Regions from separate parts of the Homo sapiens genome. Here regions 2, 3, 4, 5, 6 and 7 are each linked to region 1. Evidence: chromatin contacts called from ENCODE Hi-C or POLR2A ChIA-PET data. All regions are on one chromosome and are shown on one strand. Each heading gives the region's core, a stretch centred on a gene start or an enhancer-like site at or near the end of the contact. The rest is flanking DNA. Distances are from core to core; before and after follow the strand shown. Region 1 holds the start of ZNF184 (zinc finger protein 184). Region 2 holds the start of HCG14 (HLA complex group 14). Region 3 holds the start of H2BC4 (H2B clustered histone 4). Region 4 holds the start of HCG15 (HLA complex group 15). Region 5 holds the start of LINC02980 (long intergenic non-protein coding RNA 2980). Region 6 holds the start of LINC01623 (long intergenic non-protein coding RNA 1623). Region 7 holds the start of LINC00533 (long intergenic non-protein coding RNA 533).

Evidence for each region. A loop is a pair of places that touch in the nucleus more often than their neighbours do. ChIA-PET counts read pairs that join two places held with the same protein, here RNA polymerase II (POLR2A). Pooled maps may share reads with other maps.
Region 2: a map of ascending aorta shows a loop between it and region 1 (5-fold over the local background). The contact joins the promoter of HCG14 here to the promoter of ZNF184 in region 1. A Hi-C loop is called at or near these places in 4 of 168 maps with a recorded cell type or tissue (ascending aorta, naive thymus-derived CD4-positive, alpha-beta T cell and natural killer cell), 3 of 37 single-sample maps with no recorded cell type and 20 of 50 pooled maps. POLR2A ChIA-PET finds 5 or more read pairs at or near these places in 4 of 52 experiments (B cell, CD4-positive, alpha-beta T cell, CD4-positive, alpha-beta memory T cell and 1 more).
Region 3: a loop to region 1 is called in a map of heart right ventricle, with 6 times the contacts of the local background. The contact joins the promoter of H2BC4 here to the promoter of ZNF184 in region 1. A Hi-C loop is called at or near these places in 3 of 168 maps with a recorded cell type or tissue (heart right ventricle and naive thymus-derived CD4-positive, alpha-beta T cell) and 16 of 50 pooled maps. POLR2A ChIA-PET finds 5 or more read pairs at or near these places in 7 of 52 experiments (CD4-positive, alpha-beta T cell, CD4-positive, alpha-beta memory T cell, CD8-positive, alpha-beta T cell and 4 more).
Region 4: a loop to region 1 is called in a map of sigmoid colon, with 7 times the contacts of the local background. The contact joins the promoter of HCG15 here to the promoter of ZNF184 in region 1. A Hi-C loop is called at or near these places in 7 of 168 maps with a recorded cell type or tissue (endothelial cell of umbilical vein, gastrocnemius medialis, heart right ventricle and 4 more), 6 of 37 single-sample maps with no recorded cell type and 31 of 50 pooled maps.
Region 5: a loop to region 1 is called in a pooled map, with 5 times the contacts of the local background. The contact joins the promoter of LINC02980 here to the promoter of ZNF184 in region 1. A Hi-C loop is called at or near these places in 1 of 37 single-sample maps with no recorded cell type and 7 of 50 pooled maps. POLR2A ChIA-PET finds 5 or more read pairs at or near these places in 1 of 52 experiments (activated B cell).
Region 6: a loop to region 1 is called in a map of CD4-positive, alpha-beta T cell, with 3 times the contacts of the local background. The contact joins the promoter of LINC01623 here to the promoter of ZNF184 in region 1. A Hi-C loop is called at or near these places in 3 of 168 maps with a recorded cell type or tissue (CD4-positive, alpha-beta T cell, CD8-positive, alpha-beta T cell and naive thymus-derived CD4-positive, alpha-beta T cell), 3 of 37 single-sample maps with no recorded cell type and 15 of 50 pooled maps. POLR2A ChIA-PET finds 5 or more read pairs at or near these places in 4 of 52 experiments (CD4-positive, alpha-beta T cell, CD4-positive, alpha-beta memory T cell, naive thymus-derived CD4-positive, alpha-beta T cell and 1 more).
Region 7: a loop to region 1 is called in a map of OCI-LY7, with 3 times the contacts of the local background. The contact joins the promoter of LINC00533 here to the promoter of ZNF184 in region 1. A Hi-C loop is called at or near these places in 1 of 168 maps with a recorded cell type or tissue (OCI-LY7), 1 of 37 single-sample maps with no recorded cell type and 4 of 50 pooled maps. POLR2A ChIA-PET finds 5 or more read pairs at or near these places in 1 of 52 experiments (activated CD4-positive, alpha-beta T cell).

What each region holds. Positions count from the first base shown.
Region 1 is chr6:27,471,574-27,474,458 of GRCh38, reverse strand. ZNF184 (zinc finger protein 184) reads left to right here and starts at 1,354. Exons shown (of 6, transcript NM_001318891.2): 1 at 1,354-1,730; 2 at 2,026-2,171. The coding sequence starts at 2,165. LOC105375001 (a long non-coding RNA gene) reads right to left here and starts at 1,335. Exons shown (of 2, transcript XR_926664.4): 1 at 1,150-1,335. RefSeq lists enhancers at 1,343-1,502, 1,563-1,662, 1,683-1,772, 2,103-2,232.
Region 2 is chr6:28,894,963-28,897,809 of GRCh38, reverse strand. It overlaps HCG14 (HLA complex group 14), which reads right to left and starts at 1,280. Exons shown (of 2, transcript NR_104117.1): 1 at 1,080-1,280; 2 at 490-699. TRL-CAA1-1 (tRNA-Leu (anticodon CAA) 1-1) reads left to right here and starts at 1,482; the gene lies at 1,482-1,587. RefSeq lists enhancers at 968-1,603, 2,239-2,847 and a silencer at 2,014-2,177.
Region 3 is chr6:26,122,585-26,125,428 of GRCh38, reverse strand. It overlaps H2BC4 (H2B clustered histone 4), which reads left to right and starts at 1,503. Exons shown (of 1, transcript NM_003526.3): 1 at 1,503-1,962. The coding sequence starts at 1,525. The coding sequence ends at 1,905. H2AC6 (H2A clustered histone 6) reads right to left here and starts at 1,257. Exons shown (of 1, transcript NM_003512.4): 1 at 739-1,257. The coding sequence starts at 1,196. The coding sequence ends at 804. RefSeq lists enhancers at 881-1,090, 1,181-1,320, 655-1,340, 148-1,347, 1,591-2,330 and 4 more and a silencer at 1,354-1,719.
Region 4 is chr6:28,983,340-28,986,040 of GRCh38, reverse strand. HCG15 (HLA complex group 15) reads right to left here and starts at 1,292. Exons shown (of 3, transcript NR_135289.2): 1 at 1,057-1,292.
Region 5 is chr6:25,991,390-25,994,269 of GRCh38, reverse strand. It overlaps LINC02980 (long intergenic non-protein coding RNA 2980), which reads right to left and starts at 1,603. Exons shown (of 3, transcript NR_186645.1): 1 at 1,352-1,603. RefSeq lists an enhancer at 1,285-1,494 and a silencer at 1,485-1,794.
Region 6 is chr6:28,862,296-28,864,995 of GRCh38, reverse strand. LINC01623 (long intergenic non-protein coding RNA 1623) reads left to right here and starts at 1,319. Exons shown (of 2, transcript NR_033379.1): 1 at 1,319-1,712. It overlaps TRA-AGC2-2 (tRNA-Ala (anticodon AGC) 2-2), which reads left to right and starts at 1,240; the gene lies at 1,240-1,311.
Region 7 is chr6:28,653,149-28,655,984 of GRCh38, reverse strand. LINC00533 (long intergenic non-protein coding RNA 533) reads left to right here and starts at 1,510. Exons shown (of 3, transcript NR_135285.1): 1 at 1,510-1,553. It overlaps LOC105374996 (a long non-coding RNA gene), which reads right to left. Exons shown (of 3, transcript XR_926657.3): 3 at 2,751-2,810.

The DNA.
Region 1 (2,885 bases), core at 105-2,604:
TAGGATTTCCAGGTTTAATGTTTGTCAGCCAACAGTCTGAGAGACTTGACCTTGGCCCCTTATCCAAATGCTGGGGATGCACGCCAGCATAATAAAATGCAAGTGCCATGTCTTAAATATAAAAACCTACCGATTTGTTGGATTCTTTTTTTCTGCCAAGGACACAGTGACAGACTGGCCATGGGCTACACTTGCAGCTATGTGCTCGCTGACACAGGCATATAAAATGCTTTACTAAGTGGCAAAACATGGGAATATTATCTCCGGGTTTCCTTAAGCATTAGAAAAACATGTTGGGGCCGGGCGCAGTGGCTCACGCCTGCAATCCCAGCACTTTGGGAGGCCGAGGCGGGCGGATCACTTGAGGTCAGGAGTTCGAGACCAGCCTGGCCAACATGGTGACCCCCTCGTCTCTACTAAAAATACAAAAATTAGCCGGGGATGGTGGTGCATGCCTGTAATCCCAGCTACTCGGGAGGCTGAGGCAGGAGAATCGCTTGAACCCGGGAGGTGGAGGTTGCAGCGAGCCGAGATCGCGCCATTGCACTCCAGCCTGAGCAACAGAGCTAGATTCCGTCTCAAAAAAAAAAAAAAAAAAAAAAAAGTTGGTCGCCACTCATTTGAGAGTCGTGAAAACAATTTTAATGGGTAACTACCAGTATTTTCAAAACGACAAAAGAGTAGAACAGAAAATAGAAGGTAGAACATGTAATAAAGGTAACGATTGTTTGCGTTTTAAAACTGTGTGTAGACGTGTATTTCTTTTTTTTCTTTTCTTTCTTTCTTTTTTTTTTTTTTGTTGTTTTGTTTTTTTGAGACGGAGTCTCGCTCTGCCGCCCAGGCTGGAGTGCAGTGGCGCGATCTCGGCTGACTGCAACCTCTTCCTCCCGGGTTCAAGCGATTCTTCTGCCTCTGCCTCCTGAGTAGCTACAGGCGCGCGCCACCACGCCCGGCTAATTTTTGTATTTTTAGTAGAGACGGGGTGTCACCATATTGGCCAGGCTGAGTCTCGAACTCCTGACCTAGTGATCCACCCACCTCGGCCTCCCAAAGTGCTCAGATTACAGACGTGAGCCACTGCGCTCGGTCAGTAGACGTGCATTTCTTATAATCAGTTCAGTCAGACAAGTTTACAATGCACACGCATACCTGAAACAGGAGCAAAAGACTGGCGGCGAAAATGTGCGGCCCATCGCAGGGCGAAAGTACACGTTAGCTAAAGCCTCTGGGAAATGAAGTTCAGGAACACCTTCGCGGAGTGTTCTGGGAACGCTGGTCCAGTGTGCCCGCCCGGCGCCGGCGTGCGGGGCGGGGCTCGCTCGTAACGACCGGAAGTGACCGTTGAAGCCGGTTGTAGGCGTGGAAAGAGGTTGGCGCGCTGGAAGTCCAGTTGCTTCGGCTCCCTGCGTTAGGTCTGGTGGCGGTCAATGCGCTTCCGGACCCGGGATCAGAGTGTGTGGATCGCTATAGGGGGAGGGGAGCTCAGGTATCACCATGGCAACAGCCAGCCCTCCGGACTCGTGACGTCACCCTTCTGATTTCGCGCTTAGAGGCCTCTGCAGGAGAAAGCTGGGGAGTCCTCGAAGGGGGCGCACCTCGCCTCCTTCTGTGCGGGGCGGTCCCGCCCTGATCCCTTGGAGGGCTTTGTTCTTTTGTTCTGGCCTAAGGGGAAGTCGGGTGCCGGGCCCCGCCCTGTTTGTCCACCTTCCAGCTTTAACGCTCTGCAACAGGTGTGTCTTCGTGTTATCCGAGCTCGCAGGGGTGTGAGTCACAAGTGTGCACAGAGGGAACACACCAGGTCTGTGGATGCCCCGGCCAGATTCTAGGGTGGGCACCAAGGGTTTTTTGGATCTGAAGCAGAACCCGCGTACCCGATCTCCACTCTGTTTTGTTCATCGGAGTGCCACACACCTCTCTAGTGCTCTCTTGGGGCACTTCTCTTGTGTAGCACCTCTTGGTCACTTTGCAAGACTCTGATGTGTGATTGTGTGACGTATGCTGCTGACGCCATCCTGTGTCTTTTAGGGTAGACAACCTCAGCGTGTTGCAGATTCCCTGCAAGGGGAGTTAGACATCTGAGTCCTAGACCGAGATACCAGCTGAAGGAACGCTGCCTGGCGAACCCTGGTGTTCAAGTTCCAGAGGAACGGGATGAGCTCCTGAGATGGAAGGTAGTGGGGTCGACTTGGGGGAGAGCGGGGTGATGGAGGCTTGAGAACAGTCATGACTGGAGTATCAAATACTTGAGATCAGAGCAGGAGATTTGGAAGGAAGGAACGGTATGCTTAGGGATTAGCAAAGAAACCGAATTACATTGTAGGGAGAGATTCTGTTTTATAGAGAGATACTTGGGAGAGGAGTTTATTTTTTTCTTTCGTTCCATTGGGGAATGAAAAGACATAATCATTCAGAATATCTGTGATCCCCACATGACTTCTGAATATTAAATATTAAAATTATAATCTTGAAGTCAGAAGACATCTTGGCAATTATCCCTTCAATGAAAGAGTCAGTTTTGAAATCTCCTTGGCAGACGGCTGTCTGTCAACCCTATGCCCGAACTAGTGTGGCATTAAACTCGCCATTTTGGGTGCAGACTATTCCCTTGTTGGCTTTCTTTTTTAGTTTCTTATATTAAACAGATGTACTTGTCCCTGTAACTTTTGTGTTGATCTTAGTTCTTAGTCCTCCAAAGAAAAGGAAACTGTCTGTTCTTTCTTTCACACTGCTGCCCTTAAGATATGTGAATTCAGCTGTTACAACTCCTCCTCATAAATTCTTTTCTAAGCAATATAGCCTCACTTCTTTTGATTGGTCTATGTGATGTATCTAGACCTTTCTCTGAAAACTCTCCTGCTTGTCAGCATTTTTCTTAAAATGCAGTG
Region 2 (2,847 bases), core at 31-2,530, 1.4 Mb before region 1:
ATGTTAATAGTTACCTCTGACTAGTGAGATTATGGATGATTTTAATTTTTGACATGTTTGTATGTTCTACAATTTGTGTGTACTTTGCAATTAGAAAAAAATAATTATAGTTAGGGTAAGATTACAGTTGCCATGTTGGGAATCACTTCCTGGACAATTTCCTTCCAATCGAAAGAAAATATACAAATCTCATGTATTGGAGGGAGACTGGGGAACCAGTGTTCACTGTACTTCTCACTACTAATTTTCTCTCTATCAAAAATAGGATATGAAACCAAGGAAGTCTGTGGAAATTAAGATAGAGCCTACTGAAACTCAGTTATTTCTCCATGCAGAAAAGAGACCTAACTTTGCCTTACAAAAAGGAAATTTTTTTTATATTAACAAATACAAAAAGTAAGCTATTAGGACAAAATCTAATTAAAATATCCAACTTTATATTTCCTCTATCTGAACCTCACAGCCCCAAATACAAGAGTTAAGACGGTTGAGTTAAAATGTATTTATTGAACCTCTACCGTGTTTGCCAGGCACTGTTACCTGGACGGCATTGGTCTACACATGTTATTTTAGCGGTGTCGCTGGCCTCTAGGGGCTCTTGTTCTAGTGGGAGGGATGATTTCTGTTTAGTTTCAGGGCTCCATTAAAATTTGTGACCTTGGGGCTTCCCGGCCTGGAGCTCAGATTGCTTGGCGAAGGCTGAGAAACAGAAAAGTGGATCAGGCGATGTGGTGCACTCCCCTTAAAAACTACCGCTGTGTTCCCCGACCTGGCAGTGGTCACTTGGAGCCCATTAATCGGGAACATCCGAGAGCGACAAGGAAGGCCGCGGGCGAGCGCGTCGCTCGCGGAGTTTCCCCGGACCTGGGATCGCCGATCCCTCGGCGCGGACACCAGCCTTGCCCATGTGGTGGTCCCTGTGGAGACCTTCCCAGCCGTTCCCGGCTACCACTTTTAGAGCCCAAGACAAACTTCGACGAGTGGCAAGGCAGTGACAAATGGAACCAAAATAGAGGGGCTAAAAGGGGACCTTCCTATAGAACCGGGGTCTTTTGTTAGGGTTTTGTTTTGTTCCTCACCATCTTCCAAACAATGAAGTCCTGGGGGAGGCTAACCACGATCAAGATTTCAGTAAACATCAGACACTGGAGAGCCGACCCAGCGACCGAAGAAGCAAAAGATCTTCTTTCCTTCCTGAAATCTGGGCAGGCTGGGAGCAAAAAAAAAAAAAAAAAAAACCCGCACACGTTTTTCGAGATGGCGATAACAGTTATAAGGCCCGTAAGAGACTTGATCCAGTTTTATGCAGAAACATTTTCTAGTCCTGCGAACCCTTTTGCTTTTTCAATCCACAAGTGGCTTTCTGCCCTTCTGTTACCAAGCAACCCTGACGTCATCGCGTTTCTGCGTGCGTGCACGACACAGAATCATTGCTTGTTGATCTCTATTTTAGTGCAAAAATCAGGGCTGTTATGCAGTGTGTCAGGATGGCCGAGTGGTCTAAGGCGCCAGACTCAAGCTAAGCTTCCTCCGCGGTGGGGATTCTGGTCTCCAATGGAGGCGTGGGTTCGAATCCCACTTCTGACACATACTTTTCTTTTTCCTCTCCTTACTTTAGAGATATCCTGATCTCAGCAGTAGGCATAAACAATTACCAACGTATATTTTTAAGAATCGGCTTTTAGGTACCGGGCGCGGTGGCTCACGCCTGTAATCCTAGCACTTTGGGAGGCCGAGACGGGTGGATCACGAGGTCAGGAGATCGAGACCATTCTGGCTAACACGGTGAAACCTCGTCTCTACTAAAAATACAAAAAAAATAGCTGGGCGTGGTGGCGGGCGCCTGTAGTCCCAGCTACTCGGGAATGAGGCAGGAGAATGGCGTGAACCCGGGAGGCGGAGCGTGCAGTGAGCCAAGATCGCGCCACTGCACTCCAGCCTGGGGACAGAGCGACACTCCGTCTCAAAAAAAAAAAAAAAAAAAAAGAATTGGCTTTTAAATTTATCTCAAAGGGCTTGTCCAAACTAAAAACATTAAAAGCGGAAGCATCGCGATATTTTTACGAAGCCGCGAGATTTGGGCCAAAAAACGCCTAATTAAAGGCAGAGGTTACTAGCGATTGGTCTCTGTGCTGCAGTGCGAGATAATCCTGATGTCGCGGGATTCGGAACGCAGATAGCTTCCTGCCTCGCCGAGGGAATGGAGAGAAGGGGCTCTGGGCGGGTTCTTTTCCCGCTTCTCGACCAGGCTCACACTCTGTGTCTCAGATCCAAGCCCTCCCCTAGATATTTCCTGGAGCACTTTCCTACCAATCTCACAACGCTGTGGCTCGTGACAGTGCAGTCTCTTTAAAAATCTTACACAGGTCCTCTGCTCTCCTATTTTCAAAACTCATGTAACCAGTTCTCAAAAATGTCTTTCGTAAATTATGCACATTCACACTCGTTTTGGCATCTGATCATTACCGTTTTGTCAGTCAAAATTGAGTACCATTTTAACCATTGAATGAAATATGAAAGCTGTACGTTCCTCTCGCAAATGTAATCACCGTGAAAAATTTATTGTATTTTTTACATTTCTTTTTTCTCTGCATTCGCATATATATATAACATTTTGTTTTTTTTTTTTAACAGAAATGTAGTCATGCTATGACATTTTTCACTTAATATATCTTGGGTTCTTTCCATGTGGAACACTTATTCTTTTCTTTTACAGAAGAAATATTGCTGGCCGGGTGCAGTGGCTCAGGCCTGTAATCCCAGCACTTTGGGAGGCCGAGGCGGGCGGATCACGAGGTCAGGAGATTGAGACCATCTTGGCTAACACAGTGAAACCCCGTCTCTACT
Region 3 (2,844 bases), core at 254-2,753, 1.3 Mb after region 1:
AGTAGAGAGGTGTTTCACCATGTTGGCCAGGTTAGTGTCGAAGTCGTGACCTCAGGTGATCAGCCCCCTCGGCCTCCCAAAGTGGTAGGATTAGAGGGGTGAGCAGAAAGCAAAGGTTTTTGAGTGGCCACAGGCCCCACTCTATTTCCTTTTCTGCCTGTAATGGCAACCTAGACGCTTGAGCTTCTTAAAATACAAGAGTAAGTTGCATGTCAGGCACCGTTCTACATTAGGGACATTAGTCTGTTTTACAGACACCTTTCAACTCCCTGGTTAACTTTTAGGTAATATACTCTGCACTTTAGCAGGAATGGGACCTATAACTCTCACAGAATTAGGAAAGTGAGGCTGCCTACAGCCTAAATTGAGAAAAAAATAGACGGGGGACTAGTCGGAGGACCAAACAAGGTTACCAACACGTTAGAGTTTTGCCTTCAATTTACATTTTTAAAGTAATCACAACGAAGTGTTTAGATCACGAGGCATCCCTGCATGTAAACTGTTAGGCACTAACTATGGTCGATCTTACAAAGCATTAACTAGAATATTTCTTTAGAGTATGATAGTACGTAACTGACCTACTATTACATACAAACAGACCAACCTTTAGTAACAGCGCTCCCCAAAAACCGAAAAGCAGTAATACGCTTTGCTCAAGGTTGGCATAAAATTAACTTACCTTAGTGCCTTTTTTCCTTCTACCTACAAGCAGTGAGGTTAGCTCTTCCTTTGAAACGGTAGGGGGGCTCTGAAAAGAGCCTTTGGGTTTGATAGCGTTTCCGGGAGCTCAGATACCTGTCAAATCACTTGCCCTTGGCCTTGTGGTGACTCTCGGTCTTCTTAGGCAGAAGCACGGCCTGGATGTTAGGAAGGACGCCGCCCTGAGCAATGGTCACCCGGCCTAGCAGTTTGTTGAGCTCCTCGTCGTTGCGGATGGCCAGCTGCAAGTGGCGCGGGATGATGCGAGTCTTCTTGTTGTCGCGAGCCGCGTTGCCGGCCAGCTCCAGGATCTCGGCGGTCAGGTACTCTAACACCGCCGCCAGGTACACCGGCGCGCCTGCCCCAACCCGCTCTGCGTAGTTGCCTTTACGGAGCAGGCGGTGCACTCGGCCCACCGGGAACTGGAGACCAGCGCGAGAAGAGCGGGATTTCGCTTTGGCGCGAGCTTTGCCTCCTTGCTTACCACGTCCAGACATTGCAATCAGACAAAAATCACCAAAACCAGCGGCCTAAGCTCACGAGAAAACAAACAAAATCAAGAAATATGTAAAACATGGCCGCTTTTATAGGTAGTTCCTGGGGAGTAAATCCGACTTTTTGATTGGTCGGTAGCAAATGCTAGTCAGATAGCCAATAGAAAAGCTGTACTTTCATACCTCATTTGCATAGCTCTGCCCACGGATGACAACTGTGCAGTTTGTCTTCCAATTAACTAAGAGGTACTCTCCATCCCTCATTAGCATAAAAGCCCTATAAGTAGCAGAAATCCGCTCTTTACTTTCGACACATTTCTGGTGTTTTAAGATGCCTGAGCCAGCCAAGTCTGCTCCCGCCCCGAAGAAGGGCTCCAAGAAGGCAGTGACCAAAGCGCAGAAGAAAGATGGCAAGAAGCGCAAGCGCAGCCGCAAGGAGAGTTACTCTGTGTACGTGTACAAGGTGCTGAAACAGGTCCATCCCGACACTGGCATCTCTTCCAAGGCCATGGGCATCATGAATTCTTTCGTTAACGACATATTTGAGCGCATCGCGGGCGAGGCTTCCCGCCTGGCGCATTACAACAAGCGCTCGACCATCACCTCCAGGGAGATCCAGACGGCCGTGCGCCTGCTGCTTCCCGGAGAGCTGGCCAAGCACGCCGTGTCGGAGGGCACCAAGGCCGTCACCAAGTACACCAGCTCCAAGTAAACATTCCAAGTAAGCGTCTTAACACCTAACCCCAAAGGCTCTTTTAAGAGCCACCCAGATACCCACTAAAAGAGCTGTGGCCAGACGCCAAATTTTATTTGGCGGCGGAGGGGTATTAGAATATAGGAACTGGAGAGGGGTGGGGACAAGTGTTGCAGCTTAGAGAGGGACAAAGGGTCCTGAACCCGAAAGAAGCCAGCCATTAAAAATGGCTTTGGGGTCAATTCGTTGTGCTTAAATTTAAAATGGAGACAAGCGGCCATTTTGCTAACTCGGCGTTCCCGGAAGAAACCGCAGGCTCGCTTAGGTTTCAGACCCAGCTGTCTGTCCCTGTCTACGTCGCCAGGATCAACGGTTGCCGTAATGTCATAATTTCGCCACCAGCTTCTAGCCAATAGGCTGTCCTGTCATTTTAAATATTAACCAATCGAGGGAAAGCTGTTTTGAGACTCTGATTTACATAGCGGACCGGAGTGGGAACCTGGGCAGTAACTGCCTAAGGAAGGACTCCCCCTCTGTTTTCGTGGCGCACACCTTCGTAGTATACTGAAGGGTGTGTCTCCTGGGTTTCCAACTGCCCCGGTAATAGTCTTTTAACCTAATATGCGTCAGTTTTGATAACAACACTAAGGCAGTACAGAACTAAAGATGTAAGCACTGCGCCAGATGTTGCTTCATACATCTTATTCTATTCAACTGGTTTATTCAAGATTCAAATCAAATCAAATTTTGCTTGAATCCCAGTGCTCAGTCAGCCATAAATGGTGTGTTGCCTGATTGAAACTTAAAATCTCCGTAGGGGGCTTGTAACATGCAGACAAGTTTGAAAGTTGCTTTAGGAGAAGCCAACTCTTAACTGCTGGGTAAATTGACAAGCCTTCGAACACTGAACTGAAGGCCAGTAAGGACTAGGCGCTGGGTGGGGGAGAATGAAGAGGA
Region 4 (2,701 bases), core at 43-2,542, 1.5 Mb before region 1:
TGAGGAAAGAGTAAGGGCACACAAAGTCAGAACAAAGTATGTATGTATTTGAGCCAGGGCCTCGCTCTGCCACGATCAGAGCTCATTGCGGCCTCGAACTTCTGGGCTCAAGAGATCCTCCCGCCTCAACCTCCGAGCAGCTGGAACTACACGTACACGTGACCGCGCCTAGTTTTTCTTTCTTTTCTTTCTCTTTCTTTTCCTTTCTCTCTCTCTCTCTCTTCCCCCCGCCCACCCCCCCCCCTTTTTGGTAGAAACGGGGGTCTCGCTTTTTTGTCCTGGCTGATCTCGAAATCCGAGGCTTCAAGCGACCCTCCCGCCTCCGCCAGAGGAAGAATGTAAACGGGACAGGAATGTGTCTCTGCTCCCCCGCCCTGGCGAGGGACTTGCTAGTATCCTCTATCCAACTGCTGGCTGAATGTGTTCTCTCTAGGAATCGAGGAGGACTGCCTTTCTCGCTGGTTCTATTTCAGTCCCGATCCCACAGCTTCAGTCCAACCGGTTTGCTTTGTTTGATAGGCTGGGCATGAGAGTGAGATTTGGAGCTATCCTCACAGATTCCTGGAAGTTGAACAGATCTCTGATGAGTCCTCTCTTTAGAACTAAACTGATTCCCCCAGGACCTACCAACTTGAGGAATTTTCTGGGAAGCACTTAGGTACCTGTACGGACTTGTCAACAACTGCCATACGTAAGAGACTCTAATTCCAGCTTTACTGTGCATGACCAGAAAGCTTGAAATTGAAATCTTGATGCCATCCCATAGTTAACCGAGATTTTCCAGGTTTATATATAGTTCAGAATTCAAAGTTCTGAAAATCTAAGAGCTTTCACAACTCTGCGCTTTTGCTTCTCCTGAGACGCTTGTCCTGGAATGCTGGTTTCCATTTTGTTCCCTAATAAAAATCTTGTTCATTCTTCAAAGCCCACTTCAAATAGGGTCTTCCCCACCCCACCTCCAAATCTCCCTCTCTCTCTCACATACACACACCCCATTGTATTTTTCCACACTTCATTTTAGCAGGTAACTCTGTGCCCAATAGAAAATTTACTCACTTGGCGGGGCGCGGTAGCTCACGCCTGTAATCTCAGCACTTTGGGAGGCCGAGGCGGGCGGATCACCAGGTCAGGAGATCGAGACCATCCTGGCTAACACGGTGAAACCCCGTCTCTACTAAAAATACAAAAAATTAGCCGGGCGTGGTGGCGGGCGCCGGTAGGCCCAGCTACCTGGAGGCTGAAACAGGAGAATGGCGTGAACCCAGGATGCAGAGCTTGCAGTGAGCCGAGATGGCGCCACTCCACTCCAGCCTGGGCGACAGAGCGAGACTCTGTCTAAAAAAAAAAAAAAAAAAAAAAAAAAGGAAAACTTACTCACAGTATCTGTCTCCTTCATTCCCCAAGTACGGTGAGAAGAATGATGATGATGATAATATTAATAACACGGATTTGGATAATTGGCTGACTGCTTTTGTGTATTATGTTATTGACTCATCGCAACTTTATATAGTAAATACTGTAATACTTTTATTCCCATTTTACAGTTGAGAAAATTGGGATTTGGGGGGTGTTAAGAGGTGAGATTTCTGTCTTGGTCATTTTTCATTTTCCATAGTGACTAGTGTAGTACAAGCCTACTGGCTCTGAATATTTGCAGATTGATTCCTTGACCCTAGCTGTTGACTTTTTTTTTTTTTTTTTTTTTTTTTAGTAGTCTTTCACATTCTCTTTCCTCCTCTTGTCTTGATGCATATTTTGGTTTTGTTATATTTTTTCGACGTTCTCTCTGAGCTGACGAGTAAACGGTAGCAAGTCTGGTGAATAAACAGAACCTACCGTGCCAAAATTAGGGAATTTTTTTTCCTATGGACAATGAATAATAGCTCAGATGAGAAGGAAAGAAACTGGTAGCATTCGAAGAAGAGTTCTTTTTCTCTAATCCAATTAGCTTTATGTGGAAAATGAAAGAAAAGAAAAGAAAAGAAAAAAAGAGGCATTAATCAAGATAAGTTAAGCCAGACAGTTCCTTTCACAGGGGTCCCAACCAGACTGTTTTCTGAAAGCAGAGGCATAAAAACTAATGAAGCAAGAGATTCTTGCTGCACATAGAGGAGACAACGTGTGATATCACGAAAAGAGGGTGCTTTTCAAGAACTGATCACCAGCAGGCCTAGAGGGTTGAATTCCTATGAAACATTAGATTAAAAGGCTTCCGTATATACAGGAATTTTACAAACCATATTACTTTTATGTCTATGTCAAAATAAGATTTCTTAGTCAAATTGATCTTATGTATGTGTCAAAGTTTATTAATTCAAGGACAGAACTGACAAGATGACAAAAGAGTGTCCCATCTCAAGGAAGTTTTGGAAACTGTGAATATATGGAGCCAGGGAAGAGAAGAGAAAGTGCAATTAATTAGAAAAAGTCCTGCTTCATTTAACTGGATCATAACAACATCACATCCTGGCTGGAAGCGGTGGCTCACGCCTGTAATCCCAGCACTTCGGGAGGCTGAGGCGGGTGGGTCTCTTGAGATCAGGAGTTCGAGACCAGCCTGGCCAACATGGTGAAACCGCGTCTCTACTAAAAATACAAAAATTAACCTGGAGTGGTGGCACGTGCCTTTAATCCCAGCTACTCGGGAGGCCGAGACAGGAGAATTGTTTGAACCCGGGAAACGGAGGTTGCAGTGAGCTGA
Region 5 (2,880 bases), core at 354-2,853, 1.5 Mb after region 1:
TTCTGGATCCCACTAGCCCCTCATCCCACTCCAAGCCCTCCCCTCCAATCCCATATGCACTGGGCATTCATACAAATAAGACCATCAGCTCTGGATATCTGTACTGATTGATGCTCCTGCTAACTACCTGAATGATTGCGATGTAAGGACAGCACTGCCTGAATCCTATTTATCTCTCGCTATGCCATAGCGGCCTTCCATGCTGATGGCGTGTTTGAGGATCCAGAGGGGTCTTTGGTTGGCAGGATTGTTTTATTTCCCCAAGAGGAGAGCCTTGATGCAAAAATAGGTGAAGAAATCAGTACAACAAAACAGAAAGCCTAGAAACTACTATGAACACAATAGAGCAGAAGTAGCCTTAAGAGTTGGTGGAGAAAGGATGGTCTATTCAATTACCTGGGCTGAGAAACTGGCTTTCATATGGAATAAAAATAAAATTATAGCTATACCCCATATCATACACAAAAGTTTCTACATCTAACAAAGACACAGATAGAAAATGTTTTAAAATTTTAGAAGAAAATAGTGCAGAATTTTAGTGCAGAATTTCTTAGACTAGATGCAAAAACAAAAATGATTAAAGTGGCCAGGCACGGTGGCTTATGCCTGTAATCTCAGCACTCTGGGAGGCCGAGGTAGGTGGATTAGTGGAGGTCATGATTTCGAGACCAGCCTGGACAACATAGTGAAACCCCATCTCTACTAAAATACAAAAATTGGTAGGGTGTGGTGGCTCACGCTTTTAATCCCAGCTACTTGGGAGTCTGAGGCAGGAGAATCACTTGAACCTGGGAGGCAGAGGTTGCAGTGAGGGGAGATGGCGCCACTGCACTCCAGCCTGAGCAACACAGCGAGACTCTGTCTCAAAAAAATCTAAAAATAAAAAGATTATTTTTAAAAGACTATTTTAAACAAAAAAAATCGTTTAAATGATATGACACACTACATCTAATATTTGGAAAAGTACTTCTTAATACTTTTAATAAAAAGAGGCGCTGAGAGCATACAACCTATCCTCAGAAGAGTGTTTGACCTCTAGGAGGGACGCAAGCGCGTTCTTCCTTCATTTTAACTGGTCATTTTCATTTATTTCAGGAACATCTGAAGTAAACACAGTCACACGTTAACCTTTAAAAATCTAGGAGGTGCGTACGCATAGTTCCATTACTTCAATTTTTGTACTTTTGCATTTTAAAATATCACAGGGAAGCTCGGTACAGCTTCAAGGCTAGGAGGGGTGGCTCTCTCTTAAGCCCTGTCCCCGCCAGCCCCAGACCTCTCGTCCCGCCCCCATTGCCCAGTCCCCACCCTCACTTCCCCATTTCCCCACTCCCGCGGTCTCTTAACGCACCTCGTTTTTCGTCCAGTGGACTCAGACCTGTAGTCTTCCACCAGGATCGGCTCCTTTCCCGGAGCTCTCGCTCTTAGAGGAAATTGAGAGAAGCATCAGCGGAGACCCATCTGTGGCTCTCCAGAGGGCGCGGCATTCAGACCCCAGATCCAGCTGTGAGAACGGACCCCAGGCTCACACCAGGCCTGCGGGAGGCGGCCCACCAGAGGCGCTAGAAAACAAGCCTCGCGGGGAGGCGCGCAGGGCGACTGCAAGCTGTAGGGGGCGCTGGCGCCCTCACAGGCCAGGGGCAGGGCCGGCGCTGCGGGCGGGGCTCCTGCGGCGTGAGGGGCGGCCCCAGGCCAGCAGCTGCGCCCTGGCTGGGAGCCGGGGAGCATTTGCTGCTCTGCTGGACCCTGAGTCTGGCGGCGGGCGGCCTCCTCTCCGCTCCCCGCCCGCCATCCCCCAACTCCCGATCTCTCTGCTGCGTCTGGCCTCAGGCTGAGACCCCAACGAATCATTCCCCGCATGGGAACATTTTATGATATAACTGAATTCAGTTTTATGTATAACTGAATTACGGATATGAGAATCTCAAATGAGGACGAATGGTTTTTACGCACAAAACATGAGACACAAATCTGTAAGAAATATAAAGTCGTGACCACGTCCTTTCAGAACTTTAACCTGTTTGCTGAAGTACGTCAGTAACAATGGCAGGGAAAGGGTATCTTAAATTTCACCACAGCCTCAAAGAGGCCATTTCGTGGATCCGCTGAGGCTTGGAGTCGGCCTTCTGACCACGAGTCCTGCGGCTATGAAAGAGGAAGCCGCGGTTCAGGGCGTCCTCGCGAGTCGTGCAGCCCGCCCTGCTCCAGCTGGGGACACCGGTGGTCACGGCGCTTTCCAGCTGCAGATCCAGGCGGCAGCCCAAGATTTGGTCCAGCCGCCAAGGGGTGGCTCGAGTGACTGACGGGCCTTGAACGCTCCCAGGACCCACATCTGGAGAGGGAGGTGGGGGTGGGGTGCTGAAGTCATTCTTGGGGCCCCTGGGGGCGGGCATGGACCTGGGTAAGGCCAGAGAAATTGACACCTCGTGACATCCCTGGAAGAGAAGTACGTTCAGTGTCACTCCAGAGCTGAAACCGCCTTCTGGCTGGTCCCTCCTCACCTACATACTTTTCTAATTTGTCTGGAGCAGGCCGGGCATCTGTATTATCTGGTTATTTAAATATCTGGTTATTTAAAAGCTCTCCATTAAATTCACATACACGAAAATAAAAATTAAAAAAAATTTTAAAAAAAAGAAACAAAAGCTCTCTAATGACCAAGTCCTACACGATAGTGAATAAATTTTTTTGTGTGGTCCCTAAAATTGAGTTCATGCCTTTTCTGAAGTAATAGACGCCCAGAGAAGGGATCGACTTACCCATCATGCCACAGAGATTAATTGGCCCCAGAATTCTTTAGCAGACCGTGTATATGAACGTCCTTTGCAATCATATAAATTAACTGGGAAAACCTCATTTAGTATGTTACATGCCTAGCGT
Region 6 (2,700 bases), core at 70-2,569, 1.4 Mb before region 1:
CTTCGTTTATTTCCTCCAAGTACATTTTCTCCCCTCTGAATTGACGGTCTTATCACCTACTTTAATTGGAAGATCAGGTAGCTTTCATGGCCCGCTTCACGGAACAAGGGCCCAGAGAAAAACGTTTCTGCTTCTGCTGTTTTCTCAAATGCCGAGGTGTCGTATTTTGGGAGTAGTGTGACCTGAACCCAGTCAAAAGACGTCCGAGTCTTTCTAATCTCTGGGTCATAGGGTCGCCTTTGGCCTATGCATTGTACGTATACAGTATGGCATTTCGCATGTCTGTCCACTTCTAGGCGCACAGTCCAACTGGCTTTGACTGGTCAGGAAGGCCAGGCCTGGATCTGGGGTTGGTACTATAGGTTAGATGTTTTCAGGTTTTGAAGGAGAAACAGGTCCCTTAAGGATGAGAGCGAATCAGAAGAAGACAGACAAAAAAGGATTTAGGATTTGTTCCAGAAGCTCATTTCTGGATTGACTGTCGTACCAAGGTTTGGCGAACGGCGGCAAGCGCTTGCCAGTTTGTCGAAGAGTGGAGAGGTCAGTTGTGCCAAGGAGTGGAGAGGTCTAAGAACTCTCCAGGAGCACGGAGGGTTTATGCAGTCATAAATCGCCTTGCTTCTGCATACTTTTTATTCCGTGGAGGATTCCGCCCGGGCGATGGCGCCATAAATGCAGGTGCGTCCTGGCTCTTTTCTCTTCCCAGTGCGCATCTCGGCGACTCTCACCACCCGAGTCTCAGAGCCCGCGAAACGTAGCGTGCCAGGTTCTCCATCCCGAGGCTGGGCGCGGGAACCTGCAGGGGCAGTAACTACGACCGGGACAAGCCGATCTGCAATTCCCCTCCTGTTTTCTCTGCCCCTTGGACTTAAATTCCCACGGCGGCGTTTAGGGCTTTCGTTTTATCTTTCTGCGTTATGCTCGCGGTTTCCTGGCAACCTTTCCAAGCAGAATCACCCCATCACAGACCTTTCTCTGGGGGGCGGCCAGGCAGGACGGCTCCCTTATAAACCCCGATAGGTGGTTGTCGAGCGGCCGTCCGAGAGGGTGACCTGCAGCGGGAGATCCCAGGCCCAGCACGGGACTTTCGATATAACATTCAGTTTTCCTTCTCTCAGCGCAGTCAGGAAACAATATCCAGTATAGCGAATTCAAAATTAAGTTCGACAAAATATGCTTCTTGGCACGACCGATAATAGTAACAGGTCATAGAAATATTTTGGCCCACGTTGAGCGTTGGGGGGTGTAGCTCAGTGGTAGAGCGCGTGCTTAGCATGCACGAGGCCCCGGGTTCAATCCCCGGCACCTCCAGCTTCATTTTTCTCCCGCCTTTTCTCCTAGATGTGCCTTGTTTGCAAAATCATGTCTATCATGTCCACGACTCGCCTCAATTTTTTTTCTTTTGTTTTTGTGGCACTTTCATTCTCTCTCAATTCTTCAAATTCACATGGAAACCAAGGAAAACAAGCTCCGTTTTGCTTTCAATATTGATGCATTTCTGCTCTAAGGCTTTGACACCACCCTGGGTGGCTGTGTCAAGAGATGAAAGACAAAATGAAAGAGGCCGCGGAAGCACAGACTGGCAGAATTCCAAAACCCGAAAAACAAGCAAGGCACCAAATTAACAAGCCCAATCACATTGGTTACATTTCCCAGTATTATCGAAGATCAAGCAAGAAAGAAAAAGACAGAAAACAAATGCGAAACCACAGGTAATTTTTTACAATTTATTTTAGATCCTTTCTTTTTTGAGCTGTTCCTTGGTCAAGGGACAGACCCAGAAAATAGGAAAACTGTCCCACGGATTTCCCCACCACTCTCTTCCCATCGCAATCTCTTTTCTTTTCCCCCATCAGGTGTCCTCTTGTTCGTCCGATTTTAGACTTTGTAAGCTTTTTGTAGGCTTTTTTTTTTTTTTTTTTTGGAGACAAGAGTCTCACTCTGTCTCCCAGGCTGGAGTGCAGAGTGCAATGGCACCATCTCGGTTCACGTGCAAGCTGTGCCTCCCAGATGCAAGTGATTCTCCTGCCTTAGCCTCCCGAGTAGCTGGAATTACAGGCATGATGCACCACCATGCCCGGCTAATTTTTTTTTTTTTAGTGGAAACGGGGGTTTCACCATGTTGGCCAGGCTGGTCTCGAACTCCTGAACTCAAGTGATCCACGATCCACCCGCCTCTGCCTCCTAAAGTGCCGGGATTCCAGGCGTGAGCCACCACGCCTGGCCTACTTTGTATGCATTTCTTTGACTCATTGTTATTGTTTCTGACTTTATTAGGGTAACTTTTATTAAAGCATAATGTAAGCTTTGGATCCAAATAGAAGTTCTTTATTGTGTTAAATAAATTGAAGCCTTCGTATCTGGCTGACTTGAAGCAGCACTTAGCTAGTTTTAAAAGATATGGAAGGCAATCAGAAAACAAAGATACATATCCCCACTCCCTTCTCTTCCCAATTCTAACCGCAGCTCACATTTTGAAGGGCCTCACACATGCATGTGTGAACATCTCAACATATTAGCGGTGGCAGTTATCTGTAAGGAGTCTGCAGCAACATTAATTCTTGCCTCCTCAGGAGAAGGAAAGAATTCGATTGAGGAGCATAATGCCGAAGGAGAGACCGAGGCAAGTCTTAGAGCAGGGGTGAAAAATTATTGAAAATATTTAGAGCACTAATGAAGGAAAGTACACTTGGAAGAGGG
Region 7 (2,836 bases), core at 261-2,760, 1.2 Mb before region 1:
AAATAGCGATCTTTTGAAATATTGTTTAAAATTTTTTTAATTTTCCTATCAGGAACCCAGAGTTATACGATCAATTAAAACAAGCCTTTCCTTAGTAAGACAGTCCCAAGTTATCAATTTCCCTTTTCCATGAGATAAGTTTATTTCAATTGTCTTCCCTTGCTTTAAGATGAGGTCAGAGCCATCTCAGACCACTGGCAAATAACCTCAAATTTTATGGGGGAACAGAGTTTAAGGGTCTATTTCTTCTATCCCAGAAGGCCCTGAATTCTTAAGGGATCGGCTTTTTTCCCCAATACCTAGCTTTGCAAAGCAGGGATCTCAAGGAGTGGCAATTCTGATTTCTTAGTCCTGGGACAATTTTGGAAAGACAAAACATAAAATAGAAGCTTCTCTCTACTTGGCAGAACTGTACCTGGTGAGATTAAGTTACATCACCTCCACCGGCCCTTGACTTTTAAAATGTCTGCGAACTGCTCATATGTCTATGACTAAAGGGCCAGTGGATACCGAGATACTGCTTTGACTCTTATTTTCCCTAAGAGCTAAGAGCGTCTCCACCGTGGGAAAGCCTCTGGAGTCTCCCAGCCTCCTGCAGGAGACTCAGTTCTGTATCTCTGCCCCAAAATAGGCCCCAGGCCATGAGTTCTGGCTCTGGAAGCACTAAGGTAGAGCTGCCATCTTTGACTAAGGCTTCTGTCTGTGCCTCTGGGTTAAATGGTTTTACTTCATGCACTTACTATGCTGGACTTGAATTACTGGTGGGTTTTTGTTTGGTTGTGTTTGGTGGTTTTTTTTTTTTTTTTTTTGGAGATTTCTTCCTCTCTTTATTTCCCTTATGATATGGTTATGTATTTATTTTGTAGTCATTTTATATTTATAATGTCATTTTACATTTATATTGTTGTCATTTAAAATCATATTGGATCTATTGTTGTTGTTCAAGTGGGTAAATTTTTCTCAGAGATATCTCCAATAATAGATATTCATAAGATAAAAATCTTCTTTTTTTTTTTTTTGTGATGGAATCTTGCTCTGTAGCCCAGGCTGGAGTGCAGTGGCACGATCTCAGCTCACTGCAAGCTCCGCCTCCCGGGTTCACGCCATTCTCCTGCCTCAACCTCCCGAGTAGCTGGGAGTACAGGCACACCACCACGCCCGGCTAATTTTTTGTATTTTTAGTAGAGACAGGGTTTCACCGTATTAGCCAGGATGGTCTCAATCTCCTGACCTTGTGATCCGCCAGCTTCGGCCTCCCAAAGTGCTAGGATTACAGGCGTGAGCCCCGCGCCCGGCCAAAGATAAAAATCTTTATACAGTCGTGTGTCAATAAGGGGCAAATGTTCTGAGAAATGCATTGTTGGATGATTTCGTCATTGTGCGAACGTCACAGAGTGTACTTATGCAAACCTAGATGATATAGCCGACTATACACCTAGGCTGTATGGTATAGCCTATTGCTCCTAGGCTACAAAGCTGTACAGCATGTTGCTGAACTGAATACCGTCGGCAATTGCAATACAGTGGTATTTGTGTATCCGAACATACGAAAGGTACAGTAAAAATGTGGTATAAAAGATAAAAATGGGGCCAGGAACAGTGGGACACGACAGTAATCCCAGCACTTTGGGAGGCTAAGGCGGGTTGATCGCTCGAGCCCAGGAGTTGTAGACCAACCTGGGCAACATGGTGAAACCGCATCTCTACAAAATACAAAAATTAGCTGGGTGTGGTGGCACACGCCTGTGGTCACAGCTACTCAAGAGGCTGAGATGGGAAGATCAAGTGAGCCCAAAGGTCGAGGCTGCAGTGAGCTGAGACTGCGCCATTGCACTCCATTAAAATGGTACACTTGTACTGGGCACTTGCCATGAATGTGTCTTGCAGGACTGGTAGTAGTTGTTCTTGGTGAGTCAGTGAGTGAGTGGTGAGTCAATGTGAAGACCTAGGACATTACTGTACACTACTGTAGATTTTATAAATGCTATACACTTAGGCTACACGAAACTTATAAAGTATTTATTTCTTCAATAATAAATTAACCTTAACTTATTGTAACTTTTTTACTTTATAAACTTAATTTTTAAAAACTTTTTGACTCTTTTGTAATAACACTTAGCTTAAAACACAAACACCTGGCTTGGCATGGTGGTTTATGCCTGTAATCCCAGCACTTTGGGAGGCTGAGGCATGCTGATCACTGGAGGTCAAGAGTTTGAGACCAGCCTGGCTAACATGGTGAAACCCTGTCTCTACTAAAAATTTTAAAAAATACAAAAGTTAGCCAGATGTGGTGGCGGGCGCCTGTAATCCCAGCTACTCGGGAGGCTGAGGCAGGAGAATCGCTTGAACACGGGAGGCGGAGGTTGCAGTGAGCCAAGATCTCGCCACTGCGCTCCAGCCTGGGTGACAGAGCAAGACTCCGTCTCAAAAAACAAAAACAAACAGACAAAAAATCCAAAAGACCACAAACACCTGTAAAGCTGTACAAAAAACATTTTTTCTTTATATCTATATTCCATTAGCTTTTTTCTATTGAAAAGCTTTTTTTTTTTTTTTAACTTTTAAAACTTTTTTTTTTAAAAAATGAAGACACAAACACACACATTAGGTTAGGCCTAGACAGGGTCAGGATTATCAATATCACCATCTTCCACCTCCAAATCTTGTTCCACTGCAAGTTCTTCAGAGGCAATACCAAGTAGGAAGCTGTCATCTCCTATGATAACAATGCCTTCAAGAATCCCTTGTGAGGGCCTGCCTGAGGCTGTTTCACAGTTAACTATTTTGTAATAAGTAGAAAGAGTACACTGTAAAATAACAATAAAAAGTATAG